Regions from separate parts of the Homo sapiens genome. Here regions 2, 3 and 4 are each linked to region 1. Evidence: chromatin contacts called from ENCODE Hi-C data. All regions are on one chromosome and are shown on one strand. The core of a region is the stretch at or near the end of the contact, and the rest is flanking DNA. Distances in the headings are between cores, read along the strand shown. Region 1 holds the start of DICER1 (dicer 1, ribonuclease III). Region 2 holds the start of BTBD7 (BTB domain containing 7). Region 3 holds the start of VRK1 (VRK serine/threonine kinase 1). Region 4 holds the start of AK7 (adenylate kinase 7).

Evidence for each region. Hi-C counts contacts between places; a loop is a spot of excess contacts on that map. Pooled maps may share reads with other maps.
Region 2: a loop to region 1 is called in a map of CD8-positive, alpha-beta T cell, with 20 times the contacts of the local background. The contact joins the promoter of BTBD7 here to the promoter of DICER1 in region 1. A Hi-C loop is called at or near these places in 2 of 168 maps with a recorded cell type or tissue (both CD8-positive, alpha-beta T cell) and 13 of 50 pooled maps.
Region 3: a map of B cell shows a loop between it and region 1 (14-fold over the local background). The contact joins the promoter of VRK1 here to the promoter of DICER1 in region 1. A Hi-C loop is called at or near these places in 2 of 168 maps with a recorded cell type or tissue (B cell and CD4-positive, alpha-beta T cell) and 8 of 50 pooled maps.
Region 4: a loop to region 1 is called in a map of CD8-positive, alpha-beta T cell, with 14 times the contacts of the local background. The contact joins the promoter of AK7 here to the promoter of DICER1 in region 1. A Hi-C loop is called at or near these places in 2 of 168 maps with a recorded cell type or tissue (both CD8-positive, alpha-beta T cell), 1 of 37 single-sample maps with no recorded cell type and 8 of 50 pooled maps.

The regions. Positions count from the first base shown.
Region 1 is chr14:95,155,908-95,158,978 of GRCh38, reverse strand. It overlaps DICER1 (dicer 1, ribonuclease III), which reads left to right and starts at 1,450. Exons shown (of 27, transcript NM_177438.3): 1 at 1,450-1,749. DICER1-AS1 (DICER1 antisense RNA 1) reads right to left here and starts at 1,291. Exons shown (of 4, transcript NR_015415.1): 1 at 1,121-1,291; 2 at 745-786; 3 at 1-103. RefSeq lists enhancers at 980-1,049, 1,090-1,189 and silencers at 1,280-1,739, 1,800-2,159.
Region 2 is chr14:93,331,379-93,334,449 of GRCh38, reverse strand. It overlaps BTBD7 (BTB domain containing 7), which reads left to right and starts at 1,414. Exons shown (of 11, transcript NM_001002860.4): 1 at 1,414-1,630. It also overlaps a transcript of UNC79 not described here.
Region 3 is chr14:96,795,849-96,798,919 of GRCh38, reverse strand. VRK1 (VRK serine/threonine kinase 1) reads right to left here and starts at 1,538. Exons shown (of 13, transcript NM_003384.3): 1 at 1,473-1,538. RefSeq lists an enhancer at 681-1,212 and silencers at 1,157-1,446, 1,457-1,656.
Region 4 is chr14:96,390,627-96,393,697 of GRCh38, reverse strand. It overlaps AK7 (adenylate kinase 7), which reads right to left and starts at 1,570. Exons shown (of 18, transcript NM_152327.5): 1 at 1,439-1,570. The coding sequence starts at 1,543. RefSeq lists a silencer at 1,501-2,010.

The DNA of each region.
Region 1 (3,071 bases), core at 201-2,700:
TGGCTCACGCCCGTAATCCCAGCACTTTGGGAGGCCAAGGCGGACGGATGACAAGGTCAGAAATCGAGACCATCATGGCCAACATGGTGAAACCCCGTCTCTTCTAAAAATACAAAAATTAGCTGGGTGTGGTGGCGTGCCCCTGTAATCCCAGCTACTCGGGAGGCTGAGGCAGGAGAATCACTTGAACCTGGGAGGCGGAGATTGCAGTAAGCCCAGGTCGCACCACTGCACTCCAGCCTGGAGACAGAGTGAGACTCCGTCTCAAAAGAAAAAAAAAAAAAAAACAGGAAGCAGTTTCAGCACCTACCTCACAATGTGCACACAGTTAAAGCACCTACCTCACAGGGTGCACACAGTTAAAGCACCTACCTCACAGGGTGCACCTAAGGATCACAGGCATGCAAGCCCTAGATCAGCCTGCCCAATGGCAATATAATGCAGGCCACAGGTGACATTTAAAATTCTGTAGAACCCACACTAAAAAATAAACAAATAAAACTTTTATCCCAATATATGGAAAAAGTTTATCACTTCAACATGTAACAATTTTTTGAACATTATTTGGTAAAGAATGCATATATCTCGATTCCGACTAGCCATACTTTAAGTGCTCAGGAGCCATGTGGGGCTGGTGGCCCCAAACTGAACAGCACAGCCCAGGCAGCAGGGGCGCATAGTAGGTTCTGCTCACGCCCATGGTCTGAAAGAAACACGGTTGCAGTTGCTGTGAGCACACCTCACCTGGAGCAAACCGGCCTATCAGGGGGTCCACTGAAGAGATGTCTACATTTGGGGATAAATTAAGAAGATGTTCTTTAAGCCAGCCACTTATTTAATTCCCACCGATATTTTAATTCCTAGCTTCAAGCTGTGGTGCGCGGTTCCGACCTATGCAAATGAACAGCTTACAAACAGAGGGCCACCATCTATTTCTCATTATCTGGGGATCCCGGTTGGGGTGGGGGGCGGAAGTGGGTGTTTGTTATTTCCCCAAATGCGGAGGCCCCTGCACCACTAACGCGAGGAAACGCAGGCGAGTGGGAAGGTACTTTAAAAAGGGGAGGGAGGTGCTCAGAGGGAAGCTAAGCTCTCCGGGAAACAATTACGGCCACGTTACGGTCTGTGGGTGCCAGAAGGAGCAACAATGGAGGCAGTCGAATTCCGAGAGCTCAGAGAGTCTGCCAAACTTAGCCGGCCTCGGCGCGCGGGTTCCCGGGGGCCCCAAAAACTCCGGGCAACTGCGGCCCAACGCCAAGGTCCAGTCCAGGCGCTGGGCCGCAAACGCCTCTCCGGCCTCCGCGCGCGCGCCCGCTGTCTCCCTGCTCCTGAGTGGCTGGGGGGCCGGGATTAACCTTTCACCGCCAGGCCCTGTCCAATCACAGGCTCGCTCTCATGCCGCCACGGGGCGAGCGGAGCGTGGGGGCGCGGAGGGGCGGTGCGGGAGCCAGTGGGATTCTCCAAGCGGCTGTGCGCCGTTGCCGCGGGCCGTGCGCTGGCTGCCGGCCAGCCGGGCGCTGCGCAGTCTCCGCAGGCGCCGGCGGGAGGGGTCGAGGCGGAGGCGCGGCGCAGGCTGCTGCAGGCCCAGGTGAATGGAGTAACCTGACAGCGGGGACGAGGCGACGGCGAGCGCGAGGAAATGGCGGCGGGGGCGGCGGCGCCGGGCGGCTCCGGGAGGCCTGGGCTGTGACGCGCGCGCCGGAGCGGGGTCCGATGGTTCTCGAAGGCCCGCGGCGCCCCGTGCTGCAGGTGAGGCGGGCTCCCGCGGAGCAGCTTTGTGTCCGGGGCGGGGAGCGGGTCGCCTGGCCGCGCTCCCGCCTCCGCGCGGAGGCCCGCGTGCCGGCCATGGCCCCGAGCCGCGCGTCCGGGCCTGGCGGGCGCTGACGAAGGGCGCGGCCTCGCCTGCCTCGTCGTCCCGCACAGCGCGGCCTGTGGACCCGGCGTCTGCCCGCCTCGGCTCTGCTCCTGGGCCCGGACCCCGGCGCCTCCCCGCGAGGCAGCCCTGGGAGACTTTCCGGGCCGCCGTGGCGTGGTGGGGGATGCCGGCGCCTGTCCACTCCCCGGCCTGGCGAGGCCTGGGGCTCTTGACAGGTCCCGTCACGCGCGCTAAGGTGGCGCGGGAGCAGCGGAGGTGGAGACGCGCGCCTGACCTGCCGGAGCACCCTGGGGCCCTCCTCTGATGGGGCCGCTGTGCCGCGCCCGGAGGGGACGAAGCTGGGCTCTCGGTCCCTCCCGGGAGGGTCCTGTGTGATTACTGTCAGGGGACCAGATTGGGGCCCTGGGGGGCGGGCAGGGGCCGAGGCCATTCTTTTGCCTCTCCCCTCAGATGTTTTTGTGCCAAAATGCCTAGACCCTGCGGAGGACCCTTTCTTCAGGGTTTTTGATTTTGGGGAAATCAGTGTATGTTTTAAGTTAGCACATCAGATTTCTGTAGATTGTCCAGAAAAGCTGAGTTGCCCTGATGGCTCTGCCTGGAGGTCAGAGCCAGCAAACCACTGAGTGTGTCCTTAGGAACCTGAAGATCCGCGGAAACGTGGAGATGAGTTGGAGGGTCCTATTTGTGTAGTGTTAACTCCGTGCTTTTGTGGAGAGAGTTGTGGTTAAAGGGACACGTTACTGGTCTACACGATAAGTAAGTGTTCTTAGGACTTTCAGGTTTTAAAAACATTCATCTGATGAAAGAGGATCACTTGGACGCCTATGCTTCTGTCTTCGAATATTCTGAATCTTTACAATCCTGATTGTCAGGTGTCTTCGTGGTGCTTGTTTTCAAACAGTGGAAAAGGACTCAGGTTAGGATTTAAGCAACTCGGAAAATATTGTTAAAAATGTGCTGTTAAAACAGGTTAGCTATATTGAATATGTATTGGTGTAAACGTTAAGTTTTCTAAATAAAAATATACATCCTCACCAAAAAACTCAGTTTATTAAAAGATGGGTTCGGGATAAGCCAGGTCCTAGAGAATAGTAATTTTCAATATTATTGATATCTTTGGAAATTAGGTTCTGGAATAGCCAGTTTATTTTGCAAAGTCTACTTTAAAGCTACCTGTGGCACGTGTGTATTATAT
Region 2 (3,071 bases), core at 165-2,664, 1.8 Mb after region 1:
CGCCCTGAGGCTGTATGTTCAACTGAAGTGACCCTTACCAGCTAGAGGGGAATTTCAGGCAAGGGACTGCTACAATCTCTGCTACAATCTCCAAACCTTCAAGGATTGGGTAAGAGGGTGAAAAGGGTGAGATGGGTAAAGAAAATGAAGTAATACAAATTGGAAAGAGCTATCCTTTTCAAGGAAGTAAGGTGATGAAGAATGAGGGTGAGGAAAATACAAATCTGAAGGAAGTCCAGAGGAAAACAACAATGATATTGTCTCCAACTGAATATGAAAAGCATAAAATAATGGAGGGTCAAGAGATGGTTAAAAACACATCACAAAATTCCAAATTGCTCTTATCCTTTGAAGCTTAGAGGTGGTTTCAGAACAACAACAACAAAAAACTGTGTGACACAAAACTTGTTAAACAATGGGTAGAGATTGAAAATGCAAATACAATACTTTCAAATAAATTCCCAGAGTTGCTAATGTCTATCAGAGGAAAAGGAGGTGTAACGGTGCCTCCTCACTGGGTTCAGAATGCCTGGGTTCTGATCTTGGCTTGCCTACTTGTTAGTATTTCTGAGCCTGTCTCCTTGGTTGTAAAACAGCAATAAAAACACCTATCCTGACTACCACAAAGGGTGGCTTTGGCGTTCAAATGAAACCATGGATCTCTCTGGAAAACGACAGTGCCCCATAAATACAGTATTTTTGTTATTGCATCGCTGAAATTATTGCAAACCCCCAAACAAGGGGCATCTAGGGAAGAGCGACTTGGCTCTCCCACGTGGCGACTGTGTGTTTTCATCAATTTTGTCCTTTGTTTACAGGGGTATCTTGTTAAGGAAAACTTTTCAGTGTCTTAAAGATTATTTTTTAACCTACTACACAAGTAGCAAGGTGGTGCCTGTAAAAGTACCATGCAGACAAGTGCTTACGATAGACAAGTGCTCACTGCCAAGAAGCAGCCACCGGAATGCCAGGACTGTCAGCAATGACTTTCCGCGGAAGAGTTGTTCTCGAGAAAGATGCACTCATTGCATGCGACCACCCGAGGGACGCCGGCCGCCGAACGGAAACATGAATTCGTGGAAATGGCCATCTGGTGACGTAGTAGTGACACAGTTCTTATATTCTGATACATTTAATAATGTGTCACAATTCGCTGGACTAAGCAGGATGCTGCCACAAGAGGCAAACTCCCAGCGACCCGACGCCCGGCTCCCAGCCGACGAGCAAAAATAATGCGCGCGCACTCCGCTCCCATGGATCCAGCGAACGCACCGCCCCCCCACGCGGCCCGACTCGCGCGGCGACGTCGGGCCACGTGACCCTGAGCGGGACGACGGCAGGGGAGGGCGGGGGCTCCGGCCGGCTCCGCAGCGCCGCGCAGGCGCCCCAGGGCCACGCCGAACCGAGCCCCTCCTGCTCCGTCTAGGAGTCAAAATGGCGGCGAGGGGAACCTGGAGCAGTCCCGGAGCCTGAGCCACTGACAGGAGAGGAGAGGGCGGCGGCGGCGGCGGTGGGAGGAGGATGGCCGGGGGTGCTGGCGCCGGTGCGGACGGCGGTGCTGGTGGCGGCGGCGGCGGAGGCGACGGCAGCGGTCCCAGCGGCAGCAGCAGCGGCGGGAGGAGCCTCCGGGGTGAGTGTCCCTTGGTGTCTCTGAGGCTGTGGAGCCGAGGCTGTGTCCGGTGTGGCGCGGGGCGTCCGGGAGAGGAAGGGGCTGTTCTTAGGCGTGGGGGCGCCGGGGCTGGGGCCAAGCCGCCGCGGGAGGCGCTGGGGCGCCGGGCGGGGAGGGGCCAGTCGTCCGTCTGGGGCTGAGGCGCGGCGGCGCCGGACTGGCCGGTCTCTGTGCGCTCCGAGGGGCGGGCTGGAGCGCGCCGCCGTCCCTGGGGCAGGGGCGCGAGGTGTGGCGCTCGGGGCGGGGAGAGCGGCCCGAGGGAGTCGCGACGGCAGCCCGGCCGGCTTTGGGCTCCGGGCGCCGAGGGGCGGGACCCGTCGCTCCCAGGACGCTGAGAAACCGCTCCCGAGACGGGGGCGCGTGTTTACCCGGGTGCGGGGTTGCGACCGCCAGGGGTGGGCGTGAGAGTGGCCGGCGGGGTCTGGGAAGGGAGCAGGCCTGAGGACTGCTACTCCCAGGGGAAGTTAGATTGTCCGGGTAAGTTACTATTGCGGGATAAACCTGGAATTGAGCTTTGACAGGTTGGGAGGGAGACAATACCGAGTGTTTGATAAAGAAGAGGAGGCTGTGCTTGTTGGACTACTTGAATGGCAAAAAGTGTGCATATTTCAGTACCTTATTTGCACAGTGTTTGCTAGCTTTACCCCGAGGGTGAGAACTTTCTCACCGTTTTTCAAGAAACTCTGAGGAGTGTTGTTTCTCCTGTGAACTACAATTGCACGTCTTCACATACCAGCACAGATAATAAGTACTCTGGAGTAGGCCTAATTTACAGAAGCAGTCTTGGTTATCTACACCAGAGCACTGTTAACTCTGCGAAAACATCTTACTGTAATGAGAAAGTAGACATTTTTACAGAATTACTTAGCTTTTTCAACTAACAACCTTTTTGGGGGGGGGGAGACGGAGTCTCGCTCTGTCACCCAGGCTGGAGAACAGTGGTGCGATCTCGACTCACTGCAACCTCCGCCTCTCAGGTTCAAGCGATTCTCCTGTCTCAGCCTCCCAAGTAGCTGGGATTACAGGCGCCCGCTGCCACGCCCGGCTAGTTTTTGTATTTTTAATAGAGACGTGGTTTCACCATGTTGGCCAGACTGGTCTCGAGCTCCTGACCTCTGGTGATCCGCCCGCCTCGTCCTTCCGAACTACTGGGATTGCAGGCGTGAGCCACCGCGCCCGGTCTGGTCAACTAACAATCTTTTGTCCCTAATAGCATCTGTTTCCTTTAGATTGCTGAAATGAATTGCTTTCTTCCTGAAATGTGGAAGAAAGACTTGAAATTGCTTTGCAAGAATCATACGTTGTTAATAGCAACTGTTATTAGACTTGTCATGGAATTTTGGAGTCAGAAAAACTTTTAGAGATCTAAAGGTGTGAATATTGTTTTAGAGCCGGGAAACCA
Region 3 (3,071 bases), core at 289-2,788, 1.6 Mb before region 1:
TCAACAGAGAAAGCTATTATTAAGTGACTACTTAAGTTACATTCCCTTCTATAGGTAACAGATGAACATAATCTTATCTACCCAGAAATTTAATTCCAATCACTACATGCCATTTTGAAGAACATAAACGTAACCTACATAAAATGACTATATAAAGAACCCTTGCTTCCTTCTGAAAATGCTTCAAAATTCTAGATTAAATTCTCCCCCAAAGTATCATGCTCAGCATGTCATAAAGAAAGGTGCCTTTATTGTCAACTCTTGAAAATAAATGCTGCCCTACTTTTTTTTACTCTTGAATTTCAGTCTCAACAGATGGGCAATTCCAGTTTAAAAAAAAAGAAGAAGAAAAGAAAAACACACACACAATAATTAATGAAGTTCTTCAACAGTTCCCTAAAACCAACATCCTCCCAATAGCAAATTGTATTTCCAAGTTGTTCCAAGAAAGGGACACAGGAAAGGGAAGGGAAGAGTCTATACAAAGGAAAACAAAAATGAGTGACTTGAAAGAAAGGACATCAGAAAAATGGGTGGCCTCAACAGGAACCTATAGTGTCTGACTCTGCTGCTGTCTGTCGAATTTAATTCTACCACCTAAGAGTTTTGAGACGAGAACCACAATACTATTTCGGTGGTAGGAAAAACTATGCGTTGCCCCTGAATGGAGCTGCAACAGTAAAGGATGCCACCCTGCCAGGTAAGGACAGAATGAGGAGGAACTGTCAAACGGTTATGAAAGTCCCTTGCAAAACACACAAGCGGCTCTAACTGCCTTGCACCAGACAGACCCTCAAGTACAGGATCACGGGGCCTCCCCGCGATGTGACAGGGAAATAACGGGCGGCCTCGCGGTCCCCAGGCCTGGCTGCTATCCTCAGGGGTCGGCCTCCCCTCTCAGGTCTCAAGTCAAAGGTCACATCCTCTGAGATGCCCTCCCGGATCACCTAACCTAAAGAGCCTCGCCCCCATTCCTCTAGCCCGCAACTGCCTGTCCCGTTTCTAAGAAAGCATTTCCGTATCCGCAAAACATCGCAGCTGCGTGTGTTGTTTCCCTTCTACAGAGTGAGCTCTGCGGGGCAGGGGCCTCGCCTGCGCTGTTCACCCGGAGCCCCGCCTGACAGAACCGGCTTCCCGGTGAGGCCCGAGGCGGCGTTTGCGAGCTCGGCCGCGACACCACGCGCGTCCAGAACGTGGAGCTCAGATGGGGGCCGGCCTGGCCAGTCCAGGCATCCCCGGGGGCGCCTGCGGGGCCTGAACGAGACAAGGAAGGAGCGGACGCCCGCGCAGGCGGAAGCCACGCGGCGGAGCGCGGTCCCGCGGGGCGACCGAGGCTGACGGCGACTCCCGCACCCCGGTGGACCCACAGGCCGCCCGGAAGGCCCAGTGCCGGCCCCAGCCCCGGCCGCCCGCCTCCGCGCCCCCGGCTCGGCGCGCGAGTCCTCGAGCCGTGTCGCCTGCGGCCTCCCTACCCTAAGCCGCAGACCCGTCGCGTTCTGCCCAGTACGAACTTCCCGCCGCTTTCGCCGACTCGTAACTCGGCAGCGGCGCCGGCCCCTTCGCACCCTGCAGTATGGAGCCTTCCCATTGGCTCGGAGGCGACGAGGAGGGGCGGGACGAGTGGTAACGCGAGGCGCGGGGCGGAGGCTACGCTAGCCCCGCGCCTCCCCGGGAATGCCGGGAGCTGTGGTCCAGCGCTCCCAAGGCATCCTGGGAGTTGGAGTCTCTTAGCGGCAAAGGGAGATCCCCGTCCTTCTGCTCCCTGGTCTTCTAGGAAATGTGGTTTACAGCCTTGTTCGTAGTAGCTTGATTTATTAAGTGTATTGGCAGAGAGTTGGGTGTAAAATAAGTTTCCTGTTTCTGTTAGGATTAAATGAAATAATCTATAGGCAGTACTTTAAACTTAGTTGGTGCTCAATAAATAGCAGATAGTGTTAGTATTATTCTGCCCACTCATTGATATGTGTCTAAATCCTACCTGTTTTTCGAAGCCTATTTCAAAGCATATCTCAATGTCTACCTAATCATCTATAGTGTTTCATCTGTAATCAACGTATGCCACAGTTTGCATTGTGTTTATTATTTATTTTTATTTATTTATTTTTTTGAGACGGAGTCTCACTCTGTCGCCCAGGCTGGAGTACAGTGGCACAGTCTCGGCTCACTGCAAGCTCCGTCTCCCGGGTTCACGCCATTCTCCTGCCTCAGCCTCCCGAGTAGCTGGGACTACAGGCGCTCGCCATCACGCCCAGCTAATTTTTTTCTGTTTTTAGTAGAGACGGGGTTTCACCGTGTTAGCCAGGATGGTCTCGATCTCCTGACCTTGTGATCCGCCCGCCTTGGCCTCGCCAAGTGCTGGGATTACAGGCGTGAGCCACCGCGCCCGGCCGCATTGTGTTTATTATAATCAGCTAAGTCTCCATCACCCATGAGGCTGAGAGCTTATTGGGCACTGGGTCATTGTTCTAGGTCAAAATCACTGAAGTCACAGGCAGAGGGAGATTAACAATGAAGCCAATGAAGCGTAAGCTTCAGGACCTCACTTGCGCAGGTCCCTCAATGAGTTTACATAGCTTTGGGGGTTTATTTGTCGATTTTACTTTTCTTTTTCTTTTTTTTAAAGATATAGTCTCACTTTGTCACCCAGGCTGCAATGCATTGGCGCGATCTCGGTTCACTGCAGCCACGACCTCCTGGGCTCAAGCAATCCTCCCACCTCAACCCTCCGAGTAGCTGGGATTACACGCACAGGCCACCACTTCTGGCTAATTTTTGTATTTTTTGTAGAGACAGGGTTTGACCATGTTGCCCAGGCTGGTCTTGAACTCCTGAGCTCAAACAATCCACCCCGCCTCAGCCTCCCAAAGTGCTAGAATTACAGGCATGAGCCACCACACCCAGCTGATTTTTCTTAAAGTAGATCCCCCAAAATTATGTGAGCTTCAGTCCCTACAAAACCTGGAATCACTCTGTCCATTAGACAGGGCAATATTGTGCCTGATGTCTTACATTTTCCCCTCCAGATACCCTCATCTGCTCCAAATACTTCTCCTGCCTGCCCTCTGCCCCAG
Region 4 (3,071 bases), core at 321-2,820, 1.2 Mb before region 1:
AAAATGAAGCCATATTGGATAGGGTGAGTCCTCATCCAACAACTGGTGTCCTTATGAGAAGAGGGAAGTTTTGACACAGAGACACAGGGGAGAGAACACCATGTGAAGAAGGTGGCAGAGATTGGAGTCTACTGCCAAGGGGTGCCAAGAATTATTGGCAACTACCAGAAGCTAGGAGAGGGGCAAGCAACAGTTCTTCCCCTGGAGCTTCCAGTAGAAACCAACCCTGCTGACACCTTGATCTTGGACTTCTGCCCTCAAGAACTGCGAGAGAATAATTTCTGTTTTATAAGGTCATCCAGTTTGTGGCAATTGGTTACCACAGCCCTAGAAAACTAATACAGATTGTACGTACTGTAGCCTCATCCTATTTTAAGCAGATTTGTCCTGTTCGAAAGTGCAGTCATTAGCCTCAGAGAAGTCTGTCCAGGGTGAGATTAGATTTCTCTGTAGCTCTAGAGGACAGAATTCAGATGGACGGGTCCTACCCACAGGGAATGATAAAATCATGGCTTTCTTTTGACAACTGATCATATTAGCATGAAGGGCCCCAGAGCCCTTTTTCTGAATATCTTCATTTTCCAGGGATAAAGACACAGAAAGGTGAGGAAACTTAATGGAACTCGGGGACCCAAACAGTGTCTGGTCCATAATAGATGCTCAAAAACCATATATTGAAGGGATGGATGAATGAAAAACGCTTCATGGGCAATATAAAAATTTGATTTACTCACGCCTGTAATCCCTTTTGGATTTACTCGGCCTGTAATTTGGGAGGCCGAGACGGGTGGGTCACGAGGTCAGGAGATCGATCGAGACCATCCTGGCTAACACAGTGAAACCCCGTCTCTGCTAAAAATACAAAAAATTAGCCGGGCGCGGTGTCGGGCGCCTGTAGTCCCAGCTACTCGGAGGCTGAGGCAGGAGAATGGCGTGAACCCGGGAGGCGGAGCTTGCAGTGAGCCGAGATCGCGCCACTGCACTCCAGCCTGGGCGACAGAGCAAGGCTCCGTCTCAAAAAAAAAAAATTGATTTATTTTCTCGTTTAGCTGCCTGCTTCAAAATCGATGGAAGGGTAGAAAGAGAACCTAGGAGGGGGCAAGAGACCTGGAGTCTCTGTCCAGGTTCTGGCCTCAACTCTCTATGTGATCTTGGGCAAGTCCCTGCCTCTTAGCCTCAGTTTCCCCTCATTAAAAGGAGGAACAGGGGATGGACCAGTGATTTCCAGACACCTGAGCTTCCATGTAGAATCTCTTGACCAGCCTGGGTGCGGACTGGGGTCCAGGGGGCATTGGTGGTGCCCAGGACGCGGGACCCTCCCTGAGGAAAGGCCCCGACAGCGCCCTGGGGCGCAGACCCTCGCTGGGTTTGCGGACCGGGGGCCGAGGGCTGGGAGCTGAGAGCTGGCGTGAGGCTCTGGGCCGCCGCCGCCGCTCACCTTCCCGATGTTTCCGCTGCTGTAGGAATCCAACAGGTTTATAAACACCCTCTGGGTCCGGATAACCTTCTCCGTGAGAGCAGCAGTTTCCTCTTCTTCAGCCATGGTGGGAGCCGCGCTGGTTGCTAAGGTGAAAGCGCCACTCGCTTGCCAAGGAGGCGGGGCCCGGGCCAGGGAGGCGGGGCAGGTTCTCTCTGGGGGCGGGGCCTTGGCTCCGGGCAGTTTGCCGGGCGGGGAGGGGCGTGTCGTGGGCGAAGCAGGGAGTGCCGGGCGGGGCGGTGCGTGTCGTGCCCGGCGCTAATCAGGGCGTGCCAGGCGGGACGGGGCAGGCTGTGCCGGTCGCTGGGCGGGGCGTGCCGGGTAGGGCGGGGCGAGTCGTGCCGGGGGGTTGGGCGGGGCATGCCGGGCAGGGCGGGGTGTGTAGTGCAGTGGGCTGGGCGGGGCGCGCCGGGCGAAGCGGGGCTCAGGGCTCGCAACTGCGCGCGCTGTCGGCTGCTGGGCGCCAGGCGGATGTCCCTGCGAGTGCTTTCCGCGGCGCCGCGCGTGCAGCCCGGGTCTCACCCTGGCTTGCTGCCCACTGGGAGCCCTTGGGCAGTGCATGGTTTCTTTCCGAAGCTCCCTGGGCGTCTGTCCCGGGGGGCCATGTGATTGCTGTGCCTTTTTAATCTCCATTGTTCGGAAAGTCTGGAAACACATCCCTGTGTCCGCTTGACCCGATGACTAAAAATAATGAGAATTCTGAAGAAGAGGGAATGGCCCACAGCCTAGGCCTCTCCCCGACACGTGGGAGTTACTCAGCACGCTCCCATGGGGTGGTCTGGCCGGGGCGACGGGACGTAAGCCTCAGCTGCGAAGAAAAGCTGTTGCCATGGAGTTTCGGGCTCCCGAACACCCGAGCGACGCTAGCGTGGTCCCGCCTTGCGGCAGGTGCGGCTTGGTCCGCCGGCTCAGCTCCCTTGGGGGTTGTTTCCAGACGCACGTTCCGGGAAGACCCCTGGTGTCGGCTGGGGGCGACCAGAGCCCGTAGGCGCCCGGGATTCGCTCACATTCACCAAGGGAAGAAATTTAGACTTGACCGTTCCACAAGAGATTATACATGCAGTTGCTGAGATAAATCCACAAATTAAAAGATAACATTCACCTCGGTGATCACTGGACCATAAAGGTTGTGGTGGACTAAGAATACGCAGTTCCCTTGGAATAGCCTGATCATATTGAACTGTTTTCATGCCTTAAGCATTAACTCCTTAAATGCAAATATTTAACACTTGCAGCAATTGTGTGTGCGTGGTTTCTTCTCGTTCTTTTTATTATTTTTAATAGAGACAGGGTCTCACTATGTTTGTTGCCCAGGCTAGTCTCTAACTCCGGAGCTCAAGAAACTCTCCTGCCTCGTCCTCCCAAAGTGCTGGTATTACAGGCATGAGCCACCACGCCAGCGTTCTTGTTCTTTTTATTTTTAATTTATTTTTTTGAGATGGAGTCTCGCTCTGTCACCCAGACTGGAGTGCAATGGCATAATCTCAGCTCACTGCAACCTCGCCTCCCGGGTTCAAGCGATTCTCCTGCCTCAGCCTTCGAAGTAGCTGGGACTACAGGCGCCTACCACCGTTCCCGGCTAATTTTTGTATTT